2 separate regions of the Homo sapiens genome follow, and region 1 is linked to region 2. A link is a contact called in ENCODE Hi-C or POLR2A ChIA-PET data. All regions are on one chromosome and are shown on one strand. The core of a region is the stretch at or near the end of the contact, and the rest is flanking DNA. Distances in the headings are between cores, read along the strand shown.

Region 1 (6,699 bases), core at 1,125-3,624, 280 kb after region 2:
TCACTACAGTCCAGTGTGTTACAGACGTGCTGAGTCAAACAATATTCAAGGGCTTTCTTGTCTATAGCACTTCTCAAAACCTTTAATAGGCTGTGGCATGTAGTTCCAGAAAATATTACATAGAGTTTCTTAAACATTTTCAGCTGGGTTTTTTTTTTTTTTTTGGAATTTTTTTCAAGGAGCATCTCTTCAGAATAACCATCTGTGACTCACTCTGAGAAATGCCGCATGCTGGAAAGAGTTAAGAAACAAACAGTTGAGATGAAAAAAGTACTGGGTGGGCCCTCGATTCTTCAGAAGGCTCATACCTTCACCTGTGGAGCTTCTAGTGCAAATCCATCTCCCCCTCTCGCTCTTTCTCTGTGCACTAATCGCTTACATATCATTGTTACTGGGAGCAGCAAAGCCTGTCTGGGCAGGGTGGTGGATATCCTGAAGGCAACTCCCACAGTGTTTTACTGAGGAACCTTCATGCCTCCCTGCTTCCAAGCACTTACTGCCTAACGATCTCTGTGTAACTCAGAGGAGGGTAGGGTAGGGCAGGGGGTATTTTTCTTTTTCTTTTTTTTTTTAAGACGGAGTCTGGCTCTGTCACCCAGGCTGGAATGCAGTGGCGTGACCTCAGCTCACTGCAAGTTCCGCCTCCCGGGTTCACACCATTCTCCTGCCTCAGCCTCCTGAGTAGCTGGGACTACAGGTGCCCGCCACTATGCCTGGCTAATTTTTTCGTATTTTTAGTAGAGACGGGGTTTCACTGTGTTAGCCAGGATGGTCTCGATCTTCTGACCTCTTGATCTGCCCGCCTCGGCCTCCCAAAGTGCTGGGATTACAGGTGTGAGCCACCGCGCCCGGCCAGTAGCGGGTATTCCTATCAGAAACTTTTGAATGTCTCTGGGAAGCTAAACTAGGAAAACCTTCCTCTACTCCAATAATCTAGTTGGAAAGGGAAAAAAGAGCCAAGGACTTTGTCTTTCGGTGACATTGTGAACTTTCAAGGAGGAGAGAATAAATCCAGTCAGTCAGACAAAAAAGATGACAGGTTGCTTGGGGGCCCAGACAATACACACCCTGATGTAGCCTGTGTAGGATTCCAGGACTCAGAGAGAGGCAGACAAATGAGGGGTGACCGGTAAGAGCTGCTTCCAGAGCTTCAGAGCAGACCTCCATCCTACATGACCTGTGGGGGGAAGGGGTCCTCTGAGTGCTGTGGCTGCTAAATTGCCAGGGTTGGTTTGTCAGACACTCCTGCACTGGGTCCTCTAATGCAGGGTTCTGTGGCTTGGGGCTAAAACAGTGCTTAGATGTGCCTCAAAAGAATATTCCAGACCAGGGCTATCCAATAGAACTTTCTGCAGTGATAGAGATGCCTTCTGTGTATGTGTGCACTGTCCAAAATGGTAGCCAGTAGCCACATGGCGCTATGGAGCATTTGAAATATGGCTAGTGTGACCAAAGAAGGGAACTGTATTTTATTTTTCATTTTAATTAACTGAAATCCTAACAGCTGGCTATCCCATAGGACAGCGCAGATCTATGATGGTGTGTGCAGACATTTCCTAAGTGTTTACGGCAGAGGGGTGAAAAAGAGGGATCTTGCATTTTCAAATCTGTCTGTGGTTCCCAGGAGGGGACAATACCCCAACCCAGGGTGCAGCCCCTGCACACGTGTGAGGACATTTTTGGCTTATCATGGTTCTTGAGGGATGCCATGAGTATTTCCTGAGTAGGGCCAGGGATGCTCAATGATGGGCAGTGAAAGAACAGACCACACAGAGAACCGCCCTAGAGAAGCAGTGCCCAGGACAGAGCCTCAGCCACACTCAGAACAGCTGTTATCCACCATGTCATTTTGTCACGGCTCAGGGCCAGGAAAGGGACAAGGGGTGAATAGAATAAGCATTTGCACGCCGAGTGTCTGTGTACATGCATGTGTACTTCAAAGAACACACCCTGGCTGCAAGTTTTCATCTGATCGGTAAGCGCAAATCCTATGCACCAATTCTATAATTTATCCTCACTCTCTGTCGGTAGGGTAGTAGGCTTGGGATTGGTCCGCGTAAAGTCTTGGTCGCAGTGGGCCCTGGTGCTTTAGTCAGGACCAGCTTTCTCCCTGCTCTGGAATCTGTAAGCTTGCTCTGCGCCACCTGGTGGTTAGAAAAATTCTGACCCTGGACTCTCCTTGATAAACCTGAATTGTTTCTTATGCCAAAAACAGAGGGAAGGCGGGGAATAAATTGCAAATAAACGTGTTCGTTCCATTCCAAAAACGTTTGCTAGTGGAAGGCAGCATGAGGTGGTTATAAGCTCCGATGCCAGGGAAGCGCTCTGGAGAAGACCCTGACAACGAGAGGGCCTCACCGCCCCGAGAGCTCACCAGGCACAAGCACCTCCCAGGGGACGCCCCGGCTAAGCTCCCTCCCAGGAAAGCCCCCTCAAGGCTTCGGGACAGACCTAACTGGGTTCCACCATCTTCCCTCCCTCCCTGCCCGTTTCTCACGTGGGCTGCTGGCTTCCCTCCATCTCACCTTCCCTCACTCTCTGTTTCCCTTCTGTTCTGTGATCTACTCATGTCGCACCCCTTGTGGCTGCTTCTCCACAGACTTGCAATGTGCCCTCTCTGCCCTGTTTCCTTCATTCCGTCTGTAAGCAGGGGGCTCATGGCTGCTGCTGGACACACAGCCTAGGCTGGGGAGGGGCAGGGTGAGGGGGCATTTCAAGAGGGCAACATGGACAGCCTGTGGCGTCGTCACCAAGCCAAACATGCCCTGTACTTTAGAGAGCAAGGGCTGAACAAGGAAGCCTGTGGACACAGGCACGCCAGGTCACAGCTGCTCAGAGGCGAGTCAGAGATGTCTGGATGAACTTGGGCTCTAACTTCAGCAGCCTTTCCTATGCACTCTTATGGGGTCTCAGGGTTTGCTACTGCAGCCTGAGAACATCCTGGGCTTCCTTAAGCCTCCCCCTGCTCCCCACAATGGTGTCCTCCCCTCACTCCCAGGGGGAATCTCTGAGCTTAATAATTCAAGCACGCTCAACTGTGACAAGGGACCCGTGTCAGCATAGGAAATGTTATCTGCCTCTGTTGATTCCTCAGTAAAGAACCTCAAAGGCCTCAGCAAATGACTGCGTGGCCTGTGAGAACCCTTGCCACCCTCCCAGGGTGGACCTTGGATCTAAGATCCTCACAGCCCATGGCAAACTCCTCCAGGATGGAATAAAAGCCAGGGTCAGGGGTGCAAGGGGCTCCCAGGTGCACATCTAGACATGAAAGCTGCATGCCAGAGGGGGCCATTCATGCCTCACCTGAAGCCCCTGACACCTGGCTTCCACATGCTGAAGTCTGGCTCAGACACCTTGTGCTGGAGTCCCGGTAGCTCCACAGGCAGGTGGCCAGTGCAAATGTACAAGGCCCACACTCTGAAGGCCCTGCACGTGGGGATGTCTTGAAGTTCTCAACAACTATCTTAGAATTTATGTTTTGTAAGCTAAGTCTGATGGGACAGTGGAGGCTGCATCCTCCTGCAGGGTCCATCCAATAATGGGCCATTGGCAGCCCACTCCCCGACCCTGCCCAGAAAGTGCAGCTGCACTCCCCATCAGAGATGGGCACAGGGAGGGTTGGGCTGGATGCACACCTTGTGCCACGTCACAAGGCATGGGTCCACACACCCACGCAGGTCTGTTCCTGAAGCAAGACATGGAATAGCAAACGAAAAACACCATGGCAGGTCAACAGAGTGACTGCAGAGGGAGGTCTCTGCATTTCCTGCATGTTCATTTTGCACTGGGCCCTGCAAATCATGTAGCCAGCCTGGCTGTAGAGCACCCCCTAACTCCAGGGTCACTGCCGGCTGGAGTCACCCGGACCAGGATGGATTACCAGCAGCTTCTGGAAACTTTTGGCACCCCTACCATTCTAGCTCACTTGGGGAACATGTACGTGCATGTCCTGGACCAGGTGGCTGTGCAGCTCAGAGATGTCAGGGAACTCCCTCCAGATGCCTGGGCCACGCTGATTTCCACTTGTCAAGTAACTTCTGTCATCCTGTCCCTATTCTCACTGGAATTTCTGGTGACCATCAGAGCAATCTGTGCCTGTGAATTTTCTGTCTCTCCTGTAGCTGTCTACAAGGCACATGGAGGAGGTAAGGAGCTGAGAGGATGGGGACAGAGCCAGGGTCTGGTGGCCAGTGAGTCCCTGTGGGCCAGAGGTCACAGCTTGCCACTCTGTCCATATGGAGACTCTCAGCCCATGCTCACCGCAAGAACAAGGACTGAGGTGTGAGGAGCCTCATGTGTCTCAGTGGGACTATGCTAACACCTTTGCCCCACTCACTTCCTCTTCTTGTACTGTCCACTCTCTTCTCTGATAATAGGGATACATTAACTCACTCTTTTTGTCAAGAGAATCAATCAGTTAGGATCATAGCATTACATTATTTAAGATGATGCTCAGCTCTGAAAATAGGAATGGTGGTGGGGGCGCACTCAGTCCTTCAGTACTAACAAGTGCTCTTTCATCATAAACCAAAACTTTGTTGGTGTCACTTCTAATTTCATCCTATCATTTAGGTCAATGATAGAAACATACAAGCACTCAGAAAAAAAGGCCAGGTGCTTGGAAAATTCTGGTCTTTCTCCTGTATAGATCCTGGAAGAGAGGCATTCGGGCTGGCTAGGGGATTTGCTTCCCATTCTGGAGAATGAAGCCTCCAGAGACATGAACAAGAGAATGAGATGTTCCAAATAGGTTTGTTCTCAATTATCTATGACCAAAAGCATCCCAAAGACTGACAGGGTCACAATGCTAGGGCGCAAGACCGTCCTTCACTTATGGGCCTGAATCATAGGTGCAATGGTGGTTTTGTGGTCCTTCAGCTAAGGACACTTGACTTTGTTATTGCAGAACTAAGCACATATCATTGTTTTATTTAGGACTGAACCTAAATCACACTTAAAAAATGAAACATGAGTTCAATTTTTAACACAACCCTTTCAAAGATAGGATCCAACAAGCAGTCTATGTGATAAGCCACTGAAGTGCTGACTGTCCCCGTCAAGGTCTTCGGTGCAAATCATGTAAGGTGTAGATTGTTCCACTTCTTGAACTGTAAAGCCCAACCTCTAGAAAGGGCTACGGAAGTACTTTCAGTAAAGAGGAGAAGCAAGATTTCTGTGTATAGGTTCAAATATTTGAACAGGGCCGTTCAGACCAATTTTGTTTCTAATTTCTTCTTTCCCAATCACTGCCCACCTCACGTATCATTCCTGTGAAATCACTGCCAAATCTCATCTTAGCTTCAGGCAATAAAAGCTTTTGGTTTGGCTCTGAGATTTGGAAAAGGTGGCACCCAAGAATCATGGAAGAGATCCATGCTGGGCCCTGAGAGGCAGGTAGCTGAAAGCATTTCCATGTGCTTACGTATTTCTCAAAGCACATGTTGAAATCCTGAATGTGCCTTGGCCTACTATCTAGTAGGGTATGTTCAGTCTCTAAAGTAGGCATGGAGGGCTGGGGAAAACAAAGAATCCCGTAAGTTAAATAAAATTCTTCATGAACTGAGTAGCATGGCGTCTATTTGTTTTTAAAAGTGTTGGGTAAGTATTGGTGAGTAGAAATGAGTGGGAACCACATTACTAAAGGCCTGCCAATTTCAATCAAAACAGAATAGCATTTGCTGAGTGCTTTTGCTCATGTAGTTATTAACAGTTATTGAAAGTGTAATATGTGCCAAGCACTGTTCTAGGAAGAGGGAGAAAGGGTGCCATGGCTCTCGTGGAGCACATTTTAATGGGGGAGACACACAACGAAAACATCAACACACAGCACAACTTCCAGAGCCGGGGAGTGCTATAAAGTCAAATCAAACAAGAGCAAGAGCAATCTGGGGTGGAGGGAGGCGATTACAGGTAGAGTAGCTGAGGACAGTCTTGATGTTTATCGTATACTTTTTTTTTTGGTGAGACAGACTCTTGCACCGTCGCCCGGGCTAGAGGGCAATGGCACGGTCTTGGTTCACTGCAACCTCCACCTCCTGGTTCAAGCGATTCTCCTACCTCAGCCTCCCAAGTAGCTGGGATTACAGGCACCTGCCACCACGCCTGGCTAATTTTTTGTATTTTTAGTAGAGATGGGGTTTCATTATGTTGGCCAGGCTGGTCTTGAACTCCTGACCTCGTGATCCGCCCACCTCAGCCTCCGAAAGTGCTGGGATTACAGGCGTGAGCCACCACACCTGGCCATTGTGTACTGTTTTTCAATCGCTCTTTACAAGAGCTTTGCACCTGTGAACTCTAACCCCACAACTGCCCTGTCAGCAGGTACCGTTGTCCCCAGGTTATCCGGTGAGGAAGCTAGGGCATAGCAGATGTCAGCCTCGAGGCAACATCCCCGAGTGGGGAAGGACCCAGACAAAAATCTGCAAAACGGCCTCTAGGCAGGGACCTAGACAGGCAGATCCTGTGGCCAACTGGGGAGTGCCCAGGCATGGGGACAGGATAGCTCCTCACAGACTGTCCTCAGCCACCATCAGGCCATGTTGAAAACCAAATGAAGTCTGCTAAAATGACTTAGGCTTTAGTCTGAAATGCATTGCACTGGTTATCAGGAAAGTTTGACTGTCAGAACAGGAACTAAGTTCACTCTCTCAGCCATCATCCTAATGTTTATTGTCTACCATTTTTAAATCACTCTTTACA
Region 2 (6,728 bases), core at 3,795-6,294:
AATCTGGTCTCCAGACCCCAAATATAACTGTCAGAAAGAATCTGGCCACAGTGACAGCTATGAGTCTAGTTCATATAGCAGATCCAATTCATTTATGTAGAATGCCTGTTAAAGTGACTTAATTGATTCAATTTCAGTATTATCCAATTACATATTTTCTGAGAGGTGGACTGAAATCTTTTTTTTTTATTGTCAAAAGTGGATATTTTGGATATTTACTATAAATAGATTACTTGTATTGAGCTAGATTTTTCTCACCTATTATTCAAGAGAGACTGGGTTCACTTAAAATTATAGAAGAAATCATACTTAACATTAATGTTGATATAAAAATGGTGTATTCACCTTCCTTCCATTGCTACCCTCAATAAAAAAGGACCAGCTCTAACGTTCATTCTCATGATTTACTGGATTTGGAACGGTTAATGTGACCACCAATTCAATATTTTACCCTTCTAAACCTTTTAATTTCATTGTGATTAACATACATGGCACAAGCATGCATCTCGATGAAAGTAAATTATGTATTAATTTTATCTCTATGACATCAAAAATAAATTAAAAATTCTTATAGAACAAATTAATAACATGCATTTATTTTTTCATAAAGTTAGTATTTGACTTTCTCTAAACTCACTTTGAGCTACGTTTCCATGGTACATGTTACACATTAAAATATGTTATGTATTCCTTAAAAAGTTAATTCTCAAGAATGATCCTTTTGACCCATACTTTTTGTCAGGTCATGCTACCACAATATTTCTTGGAAAGTTATAGCTATATTTCATGAAATTAACTTCAAACAGTTAAGACTTTATCCTCCCAAAACAGAAACATTTAACCTGTACTTTAAGTGAGAAGATGCAAGTTTTTGTGAGACTCAGCCAATTGTTTCTTTTCCTAGATACGCTTGTTTCTTTCTGAGCATCTGTAAGTTTACATACAACTTCTCTTACAGAAGATTTATTGCTTTCCCCGTTACAGCACACCTCCAAAAAATTGATTATCCAGTCTTTTTGCTTAGCTTTCTGGTAAAAAAAAATGATACTCCTTGGTCAATAATTCACAGGCTTATCTTTAGTGTCCTTGCTATAGATTAAAATGCAAGTGCAGAAAGCCAGCTACTATCCTGGGGTTGAGATCTTCTCTTGGGTTCAGTGAGCAGCCTCCATGCCCTTCAGGGTTGACTCCTGCTGCTTTACTGCCAAGCCAGACATGGGGCCAGCCATCATCTCCTCCCTCCACCAGCCAGCACATGAAGTGGTCTGGCAAAGTAATTCTATGGGAGGAAAAGCTTGACAATCATCGGCATAAGGGCTTAACAGACCAGAGCTAGTTGCCAAAAACCATTCTACCATGGTTGAGTAGTATTCCCTCTAGAGTGCAGTGCTCTTTGATGACAGGGGTGATATCCTATTTATCTGGATATCCCCACCACTGCAGGTAGAACCCAACACAGAGGACACAGCAAATACTTGCTGAATAAAAGGACAAATTAATAAGTGAGTCCTGTAATGGAACTATCCCATGACTAATGCTTTTTCTTTAGAGTTTTCTGGTACTTTGAAAAATATCACATTATTTTGTCTGAGAAATAAGGCAGTGGGATGATTTGAGGCCAGCAGACTGGGACTTGTGAGTTTCACTATTTACTATTTTTTCAGTTATGTGAAACTTAAATCTCTACATATTCTAGAAACAATAGCAGATGCCTTGCAGAGCTGTTGGTTGACATGTAACTCATCAGAGGAACCCTCCACTTGCCATTACTCTCCCTCTCTTCTATGTAACTTTGGTTATTGACTATGTAAGACTTTAAAATGTGGCATCTAAACCCATATTTATATTATAGCTATTTAGGGGAAATTATATTTGTGGGTAATAGAAGTGCCTACATTTATGACCTCTCATCTTGGGCTTCTTGATAGGGAGGGGAGGTTGCCTGGCTTACGTGTTGAGCTACGTCTTGCTGTCATAGGAAGTAACCCAGGAGTGTGGAAGACCAGCTGGTCATGGGAGTTCTGGTTCTGACTCATTTCTCACTTTTCTCTCAGAGGTGACAGTGTGTTCAAGCATGGGAAAGAGGCCATAAATTTGCAACACTCATAGAATATAAACATTCCCTTATGAACCCTACAGATGACATCAGAGAAAGAATGCCTGTGATAATTAAATGTAAGCCCCTTCCATGTGGCCTCTATTTGTCCACCACCAATCATAGTTCTGAATACAGCACACCCTGCACCTGATGCAAAATTGTCCTATGAACAGATTGCTTTTTATTATAAGGCAGTATCCTGCAAACATAATATGAAGCCCAATTACAGTAAATTGGCAAATAGTTAAGACATGTTTGTGCCCCCAAAAGCTTCAGAAGCATGATGCAGAGCCCAGGGGACTCAGTGCAAAGTTTTTCCAAGGTTGAAAAAACAATGTAGTGTGAAATCTATCAGATTACAATTTGCTCACACACAAAATAAAATATCTATGGGTTTGGCATGGAAACATGTTTAAAGCATAAGTAAGAAACCAATAAAAAAAAGATGGTTAAACATTGGCTGTGTTTTCCATATGATGCAAGGCAGGGGGTAGGGTGGGAAAAGGAATTGGAAGCCGAACTAGCAAAAACTTATTGTAAAAGACAGTATTATAGGATGGGATGCCACAAGAAATGGAGAGAAACTTGCTGGAAAGATACCTTAAAGATACTTTAAAGACAGTTCTAGCCTTTTTCCCACAGAGACGCTTGTGTAACATGGAGGAAATTTTGCTGGGTGTGGTGGCTCATGCCTGTAAACACAGAACTTTGGGAGGCCGAGGCGGACAGATCACCTGCGATCAGGAGTTCGAGACCAGCCTGGCCAACATGACGAAACCCCGTCTCTACTAAAAATACAAAAATTAGCCGGGCATGGTGGCAGGCACCAGTAATCCCAGCTACTCGGGAGGCTGAGGCAGGAGAATCACTTGAACCTGGGAGGTGGAGGTTGCAGTGAGCTGAGATTGCACCATTGCACTCCAGCCTGGGCGACAGAGTGAGACTTCATCTCAACAACAACAACAACAAAAAAAAATGAGGAAATTTTATAAAATGGTTGGGAACACAAACATTGCTTTGTGAGGATATCTGACTACCCATGCCTTTTTGATGGTATGTCTTTGTTTTCATTCATATGTAAAAATTAATTCTGTTCTGTCCACCCACAGTTAGATTTTAGGCCTTTTCTTACATAGATTGTACCATAGAATTTTGGATTGGGAAGAGATATTGATACCATCTACCAGTGGTTCTCAAGCTTTCTTGCTGGCCCCAACATTCTAAAGGATGTGCATGGTGGTAAGGATGGGTCATCCTCATTACCCCCATTCCAGCGAGTCCAGCGTGATGGAGCACTCTACAGGTACCTGGATCAGCACTGTGGTATGGAAGGTGAGAGAGGCAAGATGGCTGCAGTTGGAAAAGGTATTCTCAGAAGATGCTGTGTTCCCCTCACAGGGGACTTCTTTTCTTCCCTTGAGGATCAGTGAGAACTTAAAGGCTCTTCTCATTCTAGACTTAGGAAAGTATAAAAACAAAGTTAGTGAAAGCTGTCAAAATAAAATCCCCTCAAAGCATTGATTTCCAGGTTCTGTTACCGTCCACAACAGGAGTGCACACCATCCCCTCCTCCTCACATGCTTCTTGGCATGGAAAGAGTTGTGAGCAATCCCTGTGCGAAGAGTGTTTCTTTGCCTAAGAAACTAACATACAGGTTATGAGTGTGTAAGAGTGATTATACCCCACAATAGAAGAATGTGTGTTTTGCTGAAACCAAACCACAGTTGTGAGTATCCTCAGTGGCCCTTCCCCTTCCTTTGATCATATTACCAAGATGAAATAAATACATTTTTCTTGGCAAAAAACCAAATATTAATAATGGAACATAAAACAATGTTGTAAATTCTGTACATGTTCCCAACCACCACTCCAAATCCTCCCAACCTGTGCAGATATTACCTCCCCTTAAGAGATCCAGTTCACTTGAGCAGGATTGAGGTTCTATTCCATCTTAAAGAGGACACTTGTATCCTCTTGTTTGCCAATGCCATCAATATGGTATTAAGCTCTGACCTAGGCATAAGACAAGTTTATGTTATACATTGTCATAATAATGATATCGTTGTAGCCAGGATTTCTTGACCAACTATTATAGGACATGGCCTATGGTGTGACTTTATATGTTTGACATCATATACCTCATTACCTTAACCTAGTAATTAGCCACAAAGTAATGGAATTAACAATAGCTTCACATTAAACAGTTGCAAGTGATCTGGTTTCTAGTTGTAGCTCCTTTCCTCAATATAGTAAGTGACCTTGAGCAAGTTACAGCCGGGCTAGCAAAGTGGGGAGGTATTGGGTAGGGATGGGGAGGAGACAGGAGTGGAGAGGGAGAGGTCAGCAATTGCTAACATTTTTTTCATCTCAAAAATATTCATGATTTGAAATAGATCCACAAGCCTTCAAATAAGTGAGCCAATAAGCTCAGGATGGGATTGTTTGCTTAGACAGGAGTCTACTCACTACTGAGAGTCAGCATTATAAATTCCAGGAATCATCAGTCAAGGGGGAAGAGTTGATCTAACTCCCAACTCTTAAATAGGAGATAAGGGGAGTGATCCTGGAGCATAACTAAGTGTGTCGAGAGTAACTTTATTCCATTTTGTGGTACTTTGCTCATGTAATCCAGTACCTGGGGGAATCATCACAAACTGTTCATAAAGTCACAGGAAGGAAAAAAAGCATAAGCGACATAGGCTTATTTGGACCTGTTTACATTAGTTTCTGACACTGATATTACTCTGTCAGAGTGAGCAAACATTTTTCACAAAGGACATTACTATAAAAACTTTCATCCGATCTTTGCAATCGAGCATTTGCAAAAGTACTGTGAGTCAGAGTTGGACTTTAGTACAAATTACTCGAAATTTAAATGATCAATGTAAGAACTCAGGCTGGACGCGCTGGCTCATGCCCGTAGGCCAAGGTGGGCGGATCATCTGAGGTCAGGAGTTCGAGACCAGCCTGGCCAACATGGCGAAATCCCATCTCTACTAAAAATACAAAAATTTGCCAGGTGTGGTAGCACGTGCCTGTAATCCCAGCTACCTGGGAGGTTGAGGCAGGAGAATCACTGGAACACAGGAGACAGAGGCAGCAGTGAACCGAGATCGCGCCACTGCACTCCAGCCTGGGTGACAGAGCGAGACTCCGTCTCAAAAAAAAAAAAAAGAACTTGGTTAGGAGTTTTACTGTGTAGCTAAGTTTGGTTCCAGGCATTCTGCCAATATACCATTATGTGCATATTTTAATGAAATGATGGTGTAAAGAATGCTGGAAAAATAGAGAAAAGATATCTGGAAAGTTTCTCTGTCTTTACAGAAAGATCTGTTTTGTATTTGACAACAAACACTCTTCTGTGGCTTCTTGTTCAGTATTCTAAATATGGAATGTCTCTTTCTCATCCTGTGTTTTCCACCTCCTTACCAAAAAAAAAAAAAAATGAGGTCATTGGAGAGGCCTTTAACCTAGGAGAGCTGCAAAGACTGTTTGGGCTGTTATAATAATATACTGTAGGTTGGGGGCTTAAACAACAAACATTTATTTCTCATAATTCTGGAGGCTGGAGAGTCCAAGATCGAGGTGCCAACAGAGTCGGTGCCTGGCAAGGGCCCTCTTCCTGGTTCACAGATAGTACCTTCTAGATGTGTCCTCACATGATGGAGGGGTGAAAGAGCTCTCTGGGTCCCTTTCATAAGGGCACAGATCCCTTTCATGAGGGCTTCTCCCTTGTGACCTAATCGCCCCTCAAAGGCCCGACTTCTTAATACCTTCACATGGGGAGTTTGGCTTCAACCTAAGAATTTTGGAGGACACAAACAAAACAAAAGCTTATGATCACGCCCTTGTGAAAGTGAGAGTGATGGAGGCAGGTGTGGGAAAAGGGCACTGGAGTTTCTTGTGAAAGCTAGCGGGGAAGAAACTTAAAGGAAGAGCCTTTCTGAGGCTGGTGTTCTAGGCACCCTGCCTTTTCTAGGAAGCCTGGCCTTGTGGAAAGGGAAGGGCTTTGGAGTTCAGACAGGCCAGGCTTCCTCTCTGATCTAGCCTCCTGCGGCTTTGGCTTCTTCTTCCTACAGTTGCTTACATGATACCTACCTCATGAAATCAGAGAGGTGTTAAAACAGGCTGTGGGTGTCAAGTGCCTGACACCCAGCAGGGATTCAATCACATTCTGTTGCATTCTCCCAAAAAGACTCTGTGACTCCATCATGAGGGATTAAAGGGGAAGCCGGCACCTGCATCACAGAGTGGGGCTGGGCTAATAGTGATAATATCATAGTTGTAATAGTTAAGGTGTATTGAGCACATAGTATTGTCGGGTGCTAGTTACTTCATTTAATCCTCCCAACAACTCCATAAGGTGTGGTCTACTTTATTATGCCCATTCTAAAGACAGGAAAATTGAGGTGTAGATAAGTGATTTGCTCCAAGTCACAGGATAGAGATGGCAAAGCCAGAGTTTGAATTCAAATCTGACTCTAAGTATTTGACAGCACAACAGAATGACTACAGTCAACGATAATGTACTGCATATTTTAAAATAACTGAGAGTGGAAATGGAATGTTCCTAACACAAGGAACTGATCAACGCTGTAGGTGATGGACACCCCACTTACCCTGATGTGAT

Evidence for each region. A loop is a pair of places that touch in the nucleus more often than their neighbours do. ChIA-PET counts read pairs that join two places held with the same protein, here RNA polymerase II (POLR2A). Pooled maps may share reads with other maps.
Region 1: a loop to region 2 is called in a map of IMR-90, with 6 times the contacts of the local background. The contact joins two enhancer-like sites. A Hi-C loop is called at or near these places in 2 of 168 maps with a recorded cell type or tissue (IMR-90 and prostate gland), 2 of 37 single-sample maps with no recorded cell type and 10 of 50 pooled maps. POLR2A ChIA-PET finds 5 or more read pairs at or near these places in 1 of 52 experiments (BJ).

The regions. Positions count from the first base shown.
Region 1 is chr18:10,556,083-10,562,781 of GRCh38, reverse strand. No RefSeq gene overlaps it. Among named protein-coding and RNA genes, the nearest start is that of NAPG, 33 kb to the right of the region's middle. RefSeq lists a silencer at 1,996-2,290 and enhancers at 1,866-2,368, 2,721-2,780. Within about 2 kb of position 2,374, at least 2 of the 41 ENCODE cell types and tissues checked have a DNase peak (open chromatin) inside an H3K27ac peak, as active enhancers do.
Region 2 is chr18:10,834,092-10,840,819 of GRCh38, reverse strand. All of the region lies in intron 7 of PIEZO2 (piezo type mechanosensitive ion channel component 2), which reads left to right. Among named protein-coding and RNA genes, the nearest start is that of MIR6788, 78 kb to the right of the region's middle. Within about 2 kb of position 5,044, at least 2 of the 41 ENCODE cell types and tissues checked have a DNase peak (open chromatin) inside an H3K27ac peak, as active enhancers do.